Linked DNA regions of Homo sapiens: region 2 is linked to region 1. Evidence: read pairs that join two places in POLR2A ChIA-PET (ENCODE). Cell type or tissue: CD4-positive, alpha-beta T cell. All regions are shown on one strand. Links, peaks and the distances in the headings refer to the core of each region. The heading gives the core; the rest is flanking DNA.

Evidence for each region. Peaks named below come from ENCODE experiments on the same cell type or tissue, not always from the same donor. Only the 100,000 strongest peaks of a DNase experiment are listed, where the experiment ranks them.
Region 2: POLR2A ChIA-PET joins it to region 1 with 10 read pairs; 4 of 35 experiments call an interaction of 5 or more read pairs at or near these places.

The regions. Positions count from the first base shown.
Region 1 is chr12:32,287,198-32,295,531 of GRCh38, reverse strand. BICD1 (BICD cargo adaptor 1) reads right to left here. Exons shown (of 10, transcript NM_001714.4): 3 at 1,386-1,538. Among named protein-coding and RNA genes, the nearest start is that of FGD4, 110 kb to the left of the region's middle. In CD4-positive, alpha-beta T cell, for the core only: no CTCF peak of the experiment used is centred there; no DNase peak of the experiment used is centred there.
Region 2 is chr12:31,733,742-31,742,075 of GRCh38, reverse strand. No RefSeq gene overlaps it. Among named protein-coding and RNA genes, the nearest start is that of AMN1-AS1, 8.6 kb to the right of the region's middle. RefSeq lists an enhancer at 7,657-8,334. In CD4-positive, alpha-beta T cell, for the core only: no CTCF peak of the experiment used is centred there; DNase peaks (open chromatin) are centred at 3,299, 4,525, 5,465 and 8,175; H3K27ac peaks cover 1,137 bases.

The DNA.
Region 1 (8,334 bases), core at 241-8,240:
GAAGGGAGTGAGGTAAAAGCATACATCTGGGCTGGCTTCTAAGTTTACAGAGGACAAGAATCATGCCCTATGGATTCTTGTGTCTGTCCAACCTAGCACAGCACCTGGCACATAGGCTGTTGATCTGAACTGAGAGGTGGCAACAGCGTTTAGACCAGAATAGAGGTGTCGCTGAGGAAGCACCTTGAAAAGAACTCGAACATCCAATTCACCTTTGCTTAATTAACTACTCGATTCAACTGTATTCATAAATAAATTCTTCTAAAATTACAGATTCAATAATTATTAATAGTTCTGAAAATCCACAATGCAAACCAATCAGGAAAATTAAGCTATCAAACCCCCATTACAGCAAAAAAATCATTTAAATGTACGAATGTAATCTTTGTAGTCAGGTTACAGCTGAAAAAGAAAACAGGCATTTTCTTTTTCTTTTTTTTTTTTTTTTTCGAGACGGAATCTCACTCTGTCACCCAGGCTGGAGTGCAGTGGTGTAATCTCGGCTCACTGCAACCTCCGCATCCTGGGTTCAAGCAATTCTCCTGCCTTAGCCTCCTGAGTAGCTGAGATTACAGGTACCCACCAACATGCCTGGCTAATTTTTGTATTTTTAGTAGAGACGGGGTTTCATCATGTTGGCCAGACTGGTCTCAAACTCCTGACCTCAGGTGATCCACCCGCCTCGGCCTCCCAAAGTGCTGGGATTACGGGCATGAACCACCACGCCCGGCCTCTTTTTCTTATAATTTTGCTCTTCTTGATTTATACTTCATAATCCATTCCCCTCTACGATTTGAAAGCAATTTACAGAAAAAATTTTAAGGGAGTGAGAGACCAGTGATTGTAGGGAGACCCTAAGCTCATAGACAAGCTTACAGACCCAGGCTTTTTTTTTTTTTTTTTTTTTTTTTAAGACGGAGTCTCACTCTGTCACCAAGGCTGGAGTGCAGTGGCACAATCTGGGCTCACTGCTACCTTGACGTCTTGGGTTCAAGTGATTCTCCTGCCTCAGCCTCCCAAGTAGCTGGGATTACAGGAACACACCACCATGCCCGGCTAAGACTCAGGCTTTTAATGAGAAGTTGTCAGGTTAAATTTGTTACGATACATTTGACTTATGAAATAAATGAACACAGAGCTAAAATAAAAACTAAAATTCTTTTTCTTATTCAATAAAACTTTAGTGTACACTATACTACTTACAGGTGTATTTTTTCCTTCTATATTTTAGCTGAAATAGGAGGGTTGGGACATTGCAGTACATAAATGTTATAGAGAGAAGATAAAAGAGTAACAATAAATTCTGACAAGTTTGGAGATTTAACCCTAGTGGTCAGAAGATGTAGATCCATCTTCAGTATAACAAAAAATTTCTTAAACCTTACCTGGTTCTGCTTCAACGTGGACACTAGTTTCTGCAATGTGATATTTTCTTCTTCCAATTCAGTATAGTCCTGAAGGAGCCGTGCCTCCCGGAACTTATATTCTCGGATTTCATCCTTCATCCGTATTCTCTGTAGCTCCACCATCTCATTGTTCTGAAACAACAGAGTAAACAGTCAATATATAACTCTCTTATTGTAGATTTTACAAGGTGTAAAGTCCTGGTAGTTAAAAATAATAATAAAAACACCTCATGGGGTGTAAATTGTTACTGCATTTTTTCGAATGGCAATTTAGTGGTATCTGTCAAAAACTTAAAAGCACATATATATTACCCAGCAATTCAACATCTAAAAATCATTCTTAAGTATGTTTTCATAGAAGTAAATAGAAACAGAAACAAATCCATGTATACTTACACAAAAAATTGGAAACAGTCTAAACGTTTGCTATTTGGGGAACACATTATCATGCATCCATTGAACGGAACATTATAAAATTATTTTAAGAAACGAGAAAGGCCGGGCGCTGTGGCTCACACCTGTAATCCCAGCACTTTGGGAGGTCAAGGTAGGTGGATCACCTGAGGTCAGGAGTTTGAGACCAACCTGGCCAACATGGTGAAACCCCGTCTCTACTAAAAATACCAAAAAAAAAAAAAAAATTAGCCAGGCGTGGTGGTGGGCGCCTGTAATCCTAGCTACTTGGGAGGCTGAGGCAGGAGAGTCACTTGAACCTGGGATGCGGAGGTTGCAGTGAGCCGAGATCAGGCCACTTCACTCCAGCCTGGGCAACAGAGCAAGACTCTATCTCAAAAACAGAAAAAAAGAATGAGGAGAAACTTTATTGTACTAAAATGGAAATGTAGTCACAATATATTATTAAATGTGAAAAGCAAGTCATAGATTAGTATGCATATTAGGATCCCAGGTATGTTAGAAATACAGGGAACACACACATACACAGATACATGCACACTTCCATGTCAGAAAAAATATTTGTAAGAATATCCAGAAAACTGTCAATAGCGGTGACTTATAAAGAATTAGACTGGGCAAGCCACAGGGATAAGGAGAGGAGCCTATTCGTTTGATTTTATGTCCTTCTGGATCATTTCAATTTTTTTTTTAACAACAAGCTTGTATTACCAGGACTTATGTGTAAAGTTACAGGATATAAATCAATCAATTAAGTAAAATATTTAACTTTTTCCATAAACTTATATGGCAAGTATAAGCTATGTTTTAGTTCAAAATGTATAATGACCACATAACAGATATAAACATTTATACATGTAACATATTCATAGTCATGGAAAGATGGGATATAAAAGTTTTCTTTTAATTAAGGATTAATTAGATTTGTTTCCTATTCAAACAAAGAGAAATATGGGAAGAAGTATCATAGAAACCAAAAACCACATTTTCTTATGTAATACCTAGATATCCATATGCGAAAAAAATAAGTCATGATGCATTTGGCCTTCACACCATAATTTGCAGAGCCTTGATATAGTGGTAGGTAGGACTGACAATGAATAGAAACTGCTATTGCAACACAGATGAATCTCACTAATATATTGACTGAAATAAGCCAGATGCAAAAGACTACATACAATATGATTCTGCATGTAAAGTTCAAAAACATGCTATGTAGGTTCAATTGTCTCCCAAAAAAGACATGTTGAAGTCCTAACTCCCAGGGTCTTTACAAAGGCAAAAATTAAAATGAGATCATTAGAGGAGGCCCAATCCGATAGGGCTGCTGTCTTTATAAAAAGGGGAAATTCAGCCACACAGAAACTGACACATACTTCTGCATGTGGGATGGGAAGACTATGTGAAGAAACACAGGGAAAAGATGGCCACGTGACCATGGAGGCAAAGACCGAAGTGACCCATCTACACGCCAAGGAACATCAAGGATTGCCAGCAAACACCAGAAGCCAGGAAGGGGCAAGGAAAGGCCTTTCCCTAGAGCTGCCAGAGGGAGCATGGCCCTGCCGACACCATGATTTCTGACTTTTGGCCTCCAGAACTGTGAGACGATAAATTTCTGTTGTTTTAAAGCCACCCAGACTTTGTTACGGCAGCCCTAAGAAAAGAATACCTGGGCAAAACTAATCTACAGTGACAGAAGTAAATGCACTGTTATCTTTGCAGGAGGGTAGGGTGACATCTGCAAGCACTAGAAACATTTTAAAGGTCTCTATCCTAACAGAGAGCCAGCTCTAGAAGTATACCTGACTTTCCGACATATGCTTTCAAATGTCTCTCATCTTGCTTCATAGTCCACAGATTTTTTTTTTTTAAAGACATGTTCTCACTCTGTCACCCATGCTACAGTGCAGTGGCATGATCACGGCTTACTGCAGTCTTGACCTCCCAGGCTCAAGTGATTCTCCCACCTCAGCCTCCTAAGTAGCTGGGACTACAGGTGTACACCAGCACAACTGGCTCATTTTTGTATTTTTTGTAGAGATGGTATTTCACTATGTTGCCCAGGCTGGTCTCAAACTCGTGAAGGCAATCCTTCTGCCTCAGCCCCCAAAGTGCTGGGATTACAGGTGTGAGCCACTGTGCCCAGACTTCTACAAATTTAATATATATTTTTTTTTTTGGTAGAAGCAGGGTCTTGCTCTGTTGCCCAGGTGCCTTAATCACAGCTTATTGTAGCCTTGACCTCCCAGGCTTAAGTGATCCTCCCACCTCAGCCTCCTGAGTAGCTGGGCCTACAGATGCACACCATCACGCCCAGCTAATTTTTAAATTTTTTATAGAGGTGGGGTCTCGCCATGTTGCCTAAGCTGGTCTCGAATGCCTGGGCTCAAGCAATCCTCCTGCTTTGGCCTCCCAAAGTGCTGGGATTATAAGCGTGAGCCACTACACCCGGCCCATATTCTATAGATGTTAACTGTAAATAACTCCCTTTGTCTCTGGTTTTCAGAGGCATGTTCAGTTGTCTATTTGAACATGGTGATGTTTTTTCTTCTGACTTGACTCCTGAGTACAGCTCTTCCTAGTTCTGTTTATGCATATGTGAAAACAACAAATTATAAACACATAATCTTTCATGTAAAAAATGAAAAATTCAACTCCAAAATCACTGATGCAGTTCCAGCTAATAAAATAGGCAGACACTGTAATCTCTAAGTAGTGGCGTTAGCTCAGAGTTTTGGGGAGGATAAGGGGTTGTTGACTGTGGTGTAAAGACAGATGTTAAAAAAATTATTCTGACACTTGTTAAAATGGTAAGGAAGACTTCATTCAAAACCATTGCAATTGGAGGGGGGAAAAGAAGGGGCTCAACTCTGAAACAGCAAGAGCAAGTGAAGATTTATAGCCAAGAACAGCATGAGGATGTCAAAGGATGGGAAATTGCTAAAAGAACACATCAAGGGCAGGGGAATTCTTGCTAAGCTGGCCTAACAGGACTCTTGCTAAAGGCAGTCCAAGGACTTAGACATCAAAAAGGTGGAGGATGAAGAACTTGATCAGATATCAAGGGTAATTAGATATCTAGGGTTGGGAGATGACTTAGCAGAATTCCTTGCTAAGGCTGGGCTGGGCAAGCCAAAGCTGGGGGTGGAGCAAGCTTGAAGCCTGGTCCAAAAGAGACATTAGCAGAGCATGACTGAAGCTTGGTTAAGGAGAGAGTCTTTGACACCTCACAGTCATGAACTGCAGTCTGATAGGAATGAAAGCTAAGAAAGTTTGCAAGACACTTTACCTGGTGATAATATGAATATAGATCCTAACTTGGGCAGGGCCAAAGCTTTTTTGGCATCAGAAGATTTTTATCCATTCTGTATCTTATCATCATAAAAGCTCACTGGCTAGCTTGTAAGGAGTTCCCCAGAGACGTGCAGATTTCATCAATTTAATGTAATATCCTATGGAATGTAATCATCAATCCTGAAGCTGAAGCTATACAAACTAATTGGTTGTTTTGGAAACCTGCTTTCAACCTACTATATGTAACCTCATTTATATATAAGGGGTTGGAGCTCCTTGTTATTCAGAATGCTTCTAGGCTGTCTGGCGTTTTTCACTTTAGCTCTCATTATAATAAACTGGTAACTCCAACAGAGTCATTTCATCAACACTTTAGTAATTCACCTATGCCTACTCCACCAGTTGACTTTAGCCTAATCCTCCCTTTACAGCTTCCCTCTGTTTTTATCAGTGCTGACCTCTTAAAGCAATTCTGTAGGTCACAAGTGTCAACATAGAAGTCTTCTGAAAATAGAGTTTGCCAACTTAAAAGAACCTTACCAAAGGCTTCTATGAATTTCCTAAAAACAAAAAAATGGGCTTCTGTTTCTTGCCTCTCTACAGGAGATTATTTTAAGCAAATATGCCTGAATTTATGAAATAGTAAATATTGGTATATAATACTGTTTAAAGGTGGTTTTCCCAGCTCTAGAAAGCTACGCCCAATCATCCTCTATAAACAACAGACTCTGGGGCTGGGTGCGGTGGCTTACGCCTGTAATCCCAGCACTTTGGGAGGCCAAGGTGGGCGGATCACAAGTTCGAGAGATCAAACCATCCTGGCCAACATGGTGAAACCCTGTCTCTACTAAGAATACAAAAATTAGCTGGGTGTGGTGGCACGCGCCTGTAGTCCTAGCTACTTGGGAGGCTGAAGCAGGAGAATCACTTGAACCTGGGAAGCAGAAGTTGCAGTGAGCTGAGATCGCACCACTGCACTTCAGCCTGGCAACAGAGCAAGACTGTCTTAAACAAACAAACACACAAACAAACAACAGACTCTGATATCACAATAGATATATGGAATAGCAAAAAAGAATTTTCTTATTTCTGCCAAGATAACTGAAAAAAGTTAGCAATGACCCCAAAAAATCATAAAATACAATTTACATACAATACCTACTTTCACACTCTGTGGGTATGGTGCAGTGGGGAAGTGGAGGTCCCTTTGCAAGTTTCAGAAGCTTTCAAAGAAGTCACATGATCTGGCCCTACCTCTGTCTCCAACCACTCTGCCCCTCAATCTTTGGCTCTGGCCGCAGGAGCTTTCCTTCTGCTCCTCTATCCCATTGGACATGCCAGCTTGCTTCTGCCTTGAGGCTTCTATACTCCTCTTTCCAGAACTCCCTGCCTTTAGATCAAGGGCTCCTAATCTCATAATGTGCTTGACCCTCTTTGACAATGTGCTGAAGCCTATGTACCTCTTCTCAGAATAATATTTTAAAAAGTGTAAAAGACAAAATTACAGAAAACACCGAACATGTTAAAATTACTATAATTTTTTTTTTTTTTGAAAGAGTCTTGCTCTGTCACCCAGGCTGGAGTACAGTGGCATGATCTTGGCTCACTGCAACCTCCGCCTCCCAGGTTCAAGTGATTCTTGTGCCTCAGTCTCCCAAGTAGCTGGGATTACAGGTGCCTGCTACCACACCTGGCTAATTTTTGTATTTTTACTAGAGACAGGATTTCGTTGTGTTGGCCAGGCTGGTCTTGAACTTCTGACCTCAAGTGATCCACCTGCGTTGGCCTCCCAAAGTGCTGGGATTACAAGTGTGAGTCACCAAGCCCGGCCAACTTATTATAATAATTTTTAAAATTATGACATAGGCTGGGCACAGTGGTTCATGCCTGTAAACCCCACACCTTGGGAGGCTGAGATGGGAGGATCACTTGAGTCCAGGAGTTTGAGACCAGCCTGGGCAACATGGTGAGCCCCATCCAGAAGATTATTTTGTACAAAAAAAGAACATGCCAAAATTAGCCAGGTATGGTGGTGCACACTTTTAGTCCCAGCTAGTCAGGGGGCTGAAGTGGGAGGATTGCTTGAGCCCCAAAGGTCAAGCCTGCAGTGAGCCATGATCATGCCACTACACTCCAGCCTGGGCTACAGAGTGAGACCCTGTCTCAGAAAAAAAAAAAAAAAAAAAAAAAATTAGGACTTGGTAGGTGACAGGTAAGTATATTAATGGCCCCCAATTAATCACACTTCCCTGAAGTCACAACCCATGGAATTCCCTCTCAAACTGACTGAGCTGGCCTTTGGATTTGTTATGACCCACAGAAGACAGTGGAAGTGCTGGGGAGTTCTGAGCCTGAGCCTCACGGGGCTTTGTGGCTCATGCTCTTGCTGTCTTGTAACACTGTGACTATGTGAAGAGCCCCAGGGTAGCCTGTTGGAGCCATGTGGCCCAGCCTGCAGTCAGCACCAGCTGCTGGGCATGGGAGGAAGGCCATCTTGGACTATTTGGCCCAGTGGGGCTGTCAGATGACTGCAACCACATGAGCAATCCTGGCAAGTCCTTAAGAACCACCCAGCCGAGGCCGGGCACAGTGGCTCATGCCTGCAATCCCAGCACTTTGGGAGGCCGAGGCGGGCGGATCACAAGGTCAAGAGATCGAGATCATCCTGGCTAACACGGTGAAACCTCGTTTCTACTAAAAAATATAAAAAAGTAACCAGGTGTGGTGGCGGGCACCTGTAGTCCCAGCTACTTGGGAGGCTGAGGCAGGAGAATGGCGTGAACCCAGGAGGCAGAGCTTGCAGTGAGCCAAGATCGTGCCACTGCACTCCAGCCTGGGCGACAGAGACAGACTCCATCTCAAAAAAAAAAACAAAAAAAAAAACACCACCCAGCTGAGCACAGCCCAAATTGCTGACCAACAGAATCATGGGTTATTGTTTAAAGCTCCCAAATTGTGGGTCATTCATTACCCAGTAATACATAATCAATACAGTAATACATGTGCTTCTTTATTAACACAATTAGAATCAGATCTAGTATCACATCCAAGAAATCTCATAATTTCAAAGCAATGATAACATTTCAAGACACCTGTGAAAACTGAGATATAATTTAAAAAAACTATACTTTCTACTGGTAACAAAGTAACAAGTGCTACTAGTACTACTGAGATTTGTTGTCTACATTCAAATAGAAGAAAATGCTAAATTTCAGTC
Region 2 (8,334 bases), core at 189-8,188, 550 kb after region 1:
TGCCTCTCTAGAGAGACCACCTTACTACCCCTTTTAATTCTTCCTTGAATCTGTGGAGGATGGTGCTTGTTGTTTATAGTCATTCCTTCTCCCTTCCTCTTCTTTTTTAACAGAATCCTGATTTTGTTCAGGTATCAGATGGCCATGTGCTATAGGGGTATTCAGACTCATGCCCATCCTGAGGGATGAATTATGATTGATCTAAGTCATATCTCATTTCCCTTGGTAATGATTGGTTTAATCATAGCAAGTGCCATAGTACTGAGGATGCTGCTGTGAGTTCTTCTAGGCAAAGATTTTGTGTTCTTAACAAGAGAGATGTGAGAAAAATACAAGTACATGTTACCTGCCTCCAGGAACTTTAGTGTTCTCCTACCCTACCCTACAGTGTTATATTTCATTCAACAAACAACTGAGTGCTTAGTATGTGACAATGCATTGCTTATTTCTTAAACAGTGGCAAAAACAAATGCTTGAGAATCAGAAATATACTCAATTTTACTTTCTGTCTAACATGTCTAATGCCAATTCCAGCTGTCACATGCGTATTTCACAAGTAAAATGGAATAAGTCAAATAAGAGGCTCAAAGTAAAGCAATGAACTAGAATTTTCCTAACTTGCATCCTCAGTGCAAGGATGTATTGCTTGGACCTGCAGAGCCATCTTGAAAGCATGAGAGGAAAACTCAAGGGAATCACAGAGGTTCTGAGCAGGAATTATAATGTCATTAAGCCACTGAACAACCAACCCTGGAACTATCCTATTCTGACCTCCCTCCTCTTATTCTGACCTCCCTCCCTCCCCCGCTTCCTCTCTTCCTCTCTTCCTTCTCCTTCCTTCCTTTTCTCTCTCTTTTTTTTTTTTTTTTTTTTTTTGAGACAGTGTCTCACTCTGTTGTCCACTGGAGTGCAGTGGCACAGTCTTGGCTCATTGCAGCTTTGACCCCCCCCAGGCTCAAGCGATCCACTCACCTCAGCGTCCTAAGTAGCTGGGACTACAGGCATGTGCCACCACAGCTGGATATATATATATATATATTTGGAAGAGATGAGGTTTTCCCATATTGCCCAGTCTGGCATTCTGACTTTTCATGTGAGATTAAAACCTTATTTTTTTCTAGGACATAACCAAACACAATAATATTTGCAGTGGAAGGCTTTGTGGTTTGTGGTGGAAAGACTCTTAGTTGGCCCCACGATCCTTGCCTCCCCTTATGTGATCCTTTCCCCTTAGTGTGGGCAGGATCTGTGGCTCGCTTCTAACTGAAAGAAACAGTAAAGATGATGGGATGTATGTGATTGTGTGTACATGATTGGGGTCATGTTACATAAGATGGTAGCACCCATCTTTCTCCCCCTCCCCCAGTTTAGCTTTGAGGGCGCAGATGGCCATGTTAGAGGACTCTGCATGGCAAGAAATACAGGCAGCCTCTCAGAGCTGAGGGCAGCCTCCAGCCAACAGCCAACAAAAAACTTGAAGCTCTCAGTCCTACGACCTCAAGGAACTGAATTCTGCCATTAACATGAGTGAACTTGGAAGTGAGTCCTTCCCCATCTGAACCCAGGTGAGACTGCAGTCCCTGATGACAGCTCGATTGTAGCCTTTTGAGACCATAAGCAGAGGACCCAGTCAAGCCATGCTCAGACTCCTGCTACTTGGTAAATGTGTATTGTTACAAAACAATGAAACGCTAATAAGGGTATGGCTATTCACACCTTTTCCCCCTAATTTTTAAAATTTATCAATAAAAATTATTATTAAAAAATATAAATAGGCTGGGCGTGGTGGCTCACGCCTGTAATCCCAGCACTTTGGGAGGCCGGGGTGGGCGGATCACCTGAGATCAGGAATTCGAGACCAGCCTGGCCAACATGGTGAAACCCCGTCTCTACTAAAAATACAAAAATTAGCTGGGCATGATGGTGGGCGCCTATAATCCCAGCTACTCGGGAGGCTGAGGCAGGAGAATCACTTGAACCCGGGAGGCGAAGGTTGCAGTGAGCCGAGATCGTGCCACTGCACTCCAGCCTGGGTGACAGAGCAAGACTCCATCTCAACAAAGAAACAAACAATTAAACAAACAAACCAAAAAAATATATAATTTAAATAGCTTCACTCTCCTGTTCACCTGTTCAACTCCTCACTCCTCTTCCCATTCATTAATTGATTCCACATTTATCCACTCTTCACACAGAAGAGTCTGGGCAGCAAATACAGGAAAATCCTTTTGGCTTCAGAGTTTTTTGGGCTTCCAAATTGCAGATAAAGGACTGTGGGCTTTTAGTATATAGCCATAGAATCACTGGGGGATGGAACAAGACACTATTTGTAAAGGCTTGGAACAAGATTCAGCACACAGGAAGGGCTCAATAAATAATAGCTGTTATGGTGATTAGAATTAGAACTCCTGGGGCAGGTCTCTCTGACTGCTCTGTTACTCCTTGCAAGTCACTTCCTTTCTCCGGGCCTCAGTTTCCCCATTTTTAATAGGAGGGCCCCTCAGAGAAGCTCTCAAAAAGAGGGTTGAGCTCCTGTTCTGGAGGTGGCTCTGGACTGGGTGCTCATGAGCTGCAATACGAATTGCTCCTGAGCGAATGGTACACAGTCTGTTTGCGGCCTTAGTTTGTGGCAAGCCTGGGGAAATGGCTTCTCCTTGCCTAATCTCAGGTTCTCTACTGTCAAATGGGGCCAGAAGGTCACTCCCACCTAAACACATGAGAAAAGAGGCAGGACAAGGTGTACTCACTCTGGACTGGGCTTGTTTGTTTTTTAAAATATCATTTGAGGGGAAGAACAGATGCAAGGGTTTGCCTGGCTTCTCCTCATATACACAAAAGAACCCCCCACCACCCTAATCCCAACCCCCATCTCCACCCCAGCACAGAGCAGAGAGGAGTGACTCCTTGTCTCTGGCCTAGTCTTCTGTGCAATTGGAGTGAGGGCTGCAGGTCTTCACCTGCCCAGACCACCACACCCACCTCTGCATTCCCCATTTCTTTTTTTTCCTTATTTATTTATTTATTTTTGAGACAGAGTCTCGTTCTATCGTCCAGGCTAGAGTGCAATGGCACGATCTCGGCTCACTGCAACCTCCACCTCCAGGGTTCCAGCAATTCTCCTGCCTCAGCCTCCCAAGTAGCTGGGATTACAGGCGCATACCACCACACCCAGCTAATTTTTGTATTTTTAGTAGAGATGGGGTTTCTCCATGTTGGCCAGGCTGGTCTGGAACTTCTGAGCTCAAATGATTCACCCCCCTTGGTCTCCCAAAGTGCTGGGATTACAGGCGTGAGCCACTGCTTCCCCATTTCTTATGCAGTAATGATCTCTATCAGTGTTCCTCTCCTACCTCCCCCACCAGACTGTGAGTTCACGCCTAGCACCCTGCGTGTACCTCGATAAATGTGGAATCAATGAACAAATGGGAAGAGGAGTGAGGAGTTTACCAGGTGAACAGGAGAGTCAGACAACACTTTCAGCCTGGGCGTGCACTCAGTTGACAGCCCCACAGATGTTCAGCAGTGGTCAAATTTGAGTACATTTTGAAGACTGAGCCCAGAAACTCATTGAAGGATTAGAGGCAAGGAGGTAGAGATTGGAAAGAGACAAATCAAAGCTTTGTTCATTCATTCATTTTCAATTAGTAATTATTGGTTATTCACTAGGTATCATGTACTGTTTAAAGTGTTTCAGGCACAGTGGCAAACAAAAGAAAAGTCCCTGATTTCAAGGAACTTACATTCTAATTGATGGAGACAAGCAACAAACAAACAAATTAAGATATTACAGAGTGTTAACTGCTAAGAGAAAGGTAAAAGAGGGTGATGTAACAGATTTTTAGGAAGAATACATGTGGCTGAAAACCCAACTCAAAATGGGGTGTCTCATAATATCCAGTCATATGTACCATAATAGCTTTCTAAAATCTTGAAAATTTTGAATTCTGAGAATTGCCTGTCCTCATGCACTTTGAATAGGCTTTATATTACTATCCCCATATTACAGGTGAAAAAATAGAATTACTAAGGAGTCAAGTGATTCATTTTAGGCCAAAATAAGGATTCAGAAGCTGTAGTCAGAGACCAAGCTCTTAGTGACACAGCCTCCGTGGTTCTGAGATTCAAGAGCCTGTGATACTAAGATATCAAGTGTTATCACTGTCATCACAGCAATGCAAGATTGAAGGCAACAGATCCAGGCCCAAAGGTCCTGCAGATGCAATGCTGCTTGCCACCACCATCACCTCCTTCTCGGTCCCTGAAGGGCTTCCCACCTTGTGAGGAAGCTAAAGATTCTAGAGGGGATTAAGGAGAGGCATAGCCTTCGGGGAAGCCACCACCAGGCTCTAACCTATTCAAAACATGCTGCAATTCACTCCCCAAAGCCCCCTCCATTCTTCACACTGCCGCCCAAATGGTATTGAGGTAGGAGGTGGGACTCAACTCCAGACCAGATTGAAGACTGGCTGAAACAGAGAAGCATGGAAAGCACTTCTTCATAAGACACTCCTACCAGTGACGCGACAGTTTACCATTGCTGTGGCAACACCTAGAAGTTAGCACCACTCTCTCTGGCAATGACCTGGAAATTACCACCCCTTTTCTAGAAATTTCTGAATTACCTGCCCCTTGATTTGCATGTAATTAGAAGTGGGTATAAACATGATTAGAGAACTGCCTCTGAGCTGCTCCTCTCAATACACTGCCTATGGGGTAGCTCCGCTCTGCAGGAGCAGTCATGGAGCTGTCACACTGCCACATCAGAAAAGCTGTTTTCTGGCTGGGCATGGTGGCTCACACCGTAATCCCAGCATTTTGGGAGGCCAAGGTGGGAGAATCAGCTGAGGTCAGGAGTTCGAGACTGGCCTGGACAACATGGTGAAACCCCATCTCTACTAAAAATACAAAAAATATCCAGGCGTGGTGGGGAGCACCTATAATCCCAGCTTATTGGGAGGCTGAGGCACGAGAATTTCTTGAACCCAGGAGGTGGAGGCTGCAGTGAGCTGAGATCATGCCACTGTACTCCAGCCTGTGTGACAGAGCGAGACCATGTCTCAAAAACAAACAAACAAACAAACAAACCTGTTTTCTACTATCAGCTCACCCTTGAATTATTTCCTGGGTAAAGCCAAGGACTTCCCCAGGCTAAGCCCCAATTTTGGGGCTCACCTGTGTTGCACGGGTATCATTCCCCTTCTTTAAAACTTCAATACTGTCATTTCATTTTGAATAAGATTCAAAGTCAGGTGTGCAAGTGAGTGTGTGTGTCTGTGTGTGTGTGTTGCTTCTTCACAGCCCTGATGCATCAAAGTTAGTTTGGGTTTTTTTGTTGCTATGTTTTTTTAGAGATAAGGTCTTTCTCTGCTCTGTCAAAGACTTCAGGAAGAAAAAAAGAAAAAGAGGGCCTCACTCACTCTGTTGTCTAGGCTACAGTGCAGTGGCATGATCATAACTCACAGCAACCTCAAACTCCTGGGCTCCAGGGATCCTCCCACCTCAGCTATGACTACAAGCATGAGCCACCATGCCTGAATCAGACAGTTTGTTTGGGGGTTTTTTTTGTCTTTTTTTTTTTTTTTTTTTTTTTAAGATGGAGTCTGGCTCTGTTGCCTGGGCTGGAGTGCAGTGGCACGATCTCGGCTCACTGCAACCTCTGCCTCCCAGGTTCATGCCATTCTCCTGCCTCAGCCTCCCAAGTAGCTGGGACTACAGGTGCCCGCCACCAAACCTGGCTAATTTTTTGTATTTTTAGTAGAGATGGGGTTTCACTCTGTTAGCCAGGATGGTCTCCATCTCCTGACCTCATGATCCGCCCACCTCGGCCTCCCAAAGTGCTGGGATTACAGGTGTGAGCCACCGCGCCTGGCTTCTTTTTTTTTGAGACGGAGTCTCACTCTGTCACCCAGGCTGGAGTGCAGTGGCACAATCTTGGCTCACTGTAACCTCCACCTCCCGGGTTCAAGCAATTCCCCTGCCTCAGCCTCCCAAGTAGCTGGGACTTCATGTGCACGCCACCACACCCGGCTAATTTTTGTATTTTTAGTAGAGACAGGGTTTCACCATGTTGGTCAGGCTGGTCTCGAACTCCTGACCTCAAGTGATCTGCCTACCTCAGCCTCCCAAAGTGCTGGGATTACAGGCATCAGTCACTGCACCCAGCTGTTTTTTTTTTTTTTTTTTTTTTTTGAGACAGAGTCTGGCTCTGTCACTCAGGCTGGAGTGCAGTGGTGCCATCTTGGCTTACTACAACCTCTGCCTCTGAGGTTGAAGAGATTCTTGTGTCTCAGCCTTCCGAGTGGCTGGGATTACAGGCACCTGCCACCACATGCCAGGCTACATTTTGTATTTTTAGTAGAGATGGGGTTTCGCCATGTTGGCCAGGCTGGTCTCAAACTCCTGACCTCAAGTGATCCACCTGCCTCAGCCTCCCAACGTGCTGGGATTACAGGCGTGAGACACCAGGCCTGGCCCAAAGACAGTTTTTTGATCGTCAAGGTTTTACCTGATTTGGGCCCAGGCTCAGCCAATCCCATTTCCTCCTACTCCCTGCTCCATTCAGCCACACTGACCTCCTTCTGTCCTTCAAATGCTATCAAGCACATTTTTACTTCAGTGCCTTTCTTTTCCCTCTGTCTCTAAATCTCTGCATAGCTGCCTCCTTTTTAATCCTCAGATCTCAGCAGAAGTGTCACAGCGTCAGAGAAGCCTTCCATGACCACCTGAGCAAAAATAAATCTCTCTCTTTCTCTCAATCCGTCCTCCCCATCTTGTTCTTTATAGTTCGTATCTCCATATGCTGTTTTGTTTGTGTGCTTTTCTATCTCTCACACTAGAGTGTAAGCTCCTAGAGGACATATTCATGTACTGATACATCCCACCTGGTATATAACAGGTATTAAATATTTGTTTGAATGAATGTAAGTAATGGGGTTTGAAAGTCTGATTATCTGACAGAAATACCAGGCATTTGATTCCATTGCAATAACCAGTAATTGTGAGTTAGGAATTACATAACTTTCTAAAAATAAAAATAACAAGTGAAGCTAATCAAAAAAAGATGGTGGTTTAAGCTGTCATTGCGCTGGCTCCCAGCATCTTAGTGAAAGACCACAATTGTCATCCCTCTCACTGTTATGAAACTATAATAGGCTGGGCACAGTGGCTCGCGCCTGTAATCCCAGCACTTTGGGAGGCTGAGGCGGGAGGATCACCTGAGGTCAGGAGTTGAAGACCAGCCTGGCCAACATGGTGAAACCCCATCTCTACCAAAAATACAAAAAAAATTAGCTGGGCTTGGTGGTGGGCTCCTATAATCCCAGCTACTTGGGAGGCTGAGGCAGGAGAATCACATGAACCCAGGAGGCGGAGATTGCAGTGAGCCAAGATCACACCACTGCACTCTAGCCTGGGCGAGAGTGTGAGACTGTCTCAAAAAAAAAAGAAAAAAAGGAAACTATAATAATTATTATTTTGGCTCAGATGAAGCTATTCTTATTAATTTTCAAAATGTTTTTGATATTTAATCCCTTTACCAAAAAAATCAGTAATCTGTTGATGAGTTACTTATTTTCTAATTTCTCTCCTTCTCTACTCTAGGCTCTGAGAAGCTGACTTTTATTGATCGCATAAACGGGGATGCTTTGAGCTCTAACTTCTGGTTGGCTGAAGCAATGACAGCCGACAGCAGGACATCAAAAAGGGGATGAAGAATGGAGCTTGAAGGGTATTCCTGTAGCCCCTTCCTGGCTGGATCACAACAGGCTGGCTAGGTTGCCTTATCAAACTGAAACCGCCTTTGCAAAATTATCACTGAGACGGTGAAAGAGTTTTAACTTAACCGACTCCATCTTGCTTCTAACCTCCTTGTTCGTTCAGCATAGGCTGAACTAACTTTGAGAGAAACTTATAGTTTAAAACAAAGATGATAACAGCCCTTTCCCAAAGCACACCTCCTTCTTGCCTGGGGACTAGATTCCCTTTGTAGGACTAACATTAGCTACAAGATTAGAAATTATGGTTTAAGAGTCATGCAACTAGAGGCTTCAAGATTTTCTTCAAATATCTCAGTGCTTGAGATATTTTCCAGACCCTGCAATTGCCGGATCAGCTGGCACCACCCAGATGGATAAACTGGCTAATCTGATCTTGTGGCTCCCACCCAGGAAGTGACTCAGCACAAGAAGACAGCTTCAACTCCCTATGATTTCATTTCCGTCCTGACCAATCAGCACTCCCGGGTCACTGGCTTCCCCCAACCCACCAATTTATCCTTAAAGATTCTGCTCCTGGCTGGGCGTGGTGACTCGCACCTGTAATCCCAGCACTTTTGGA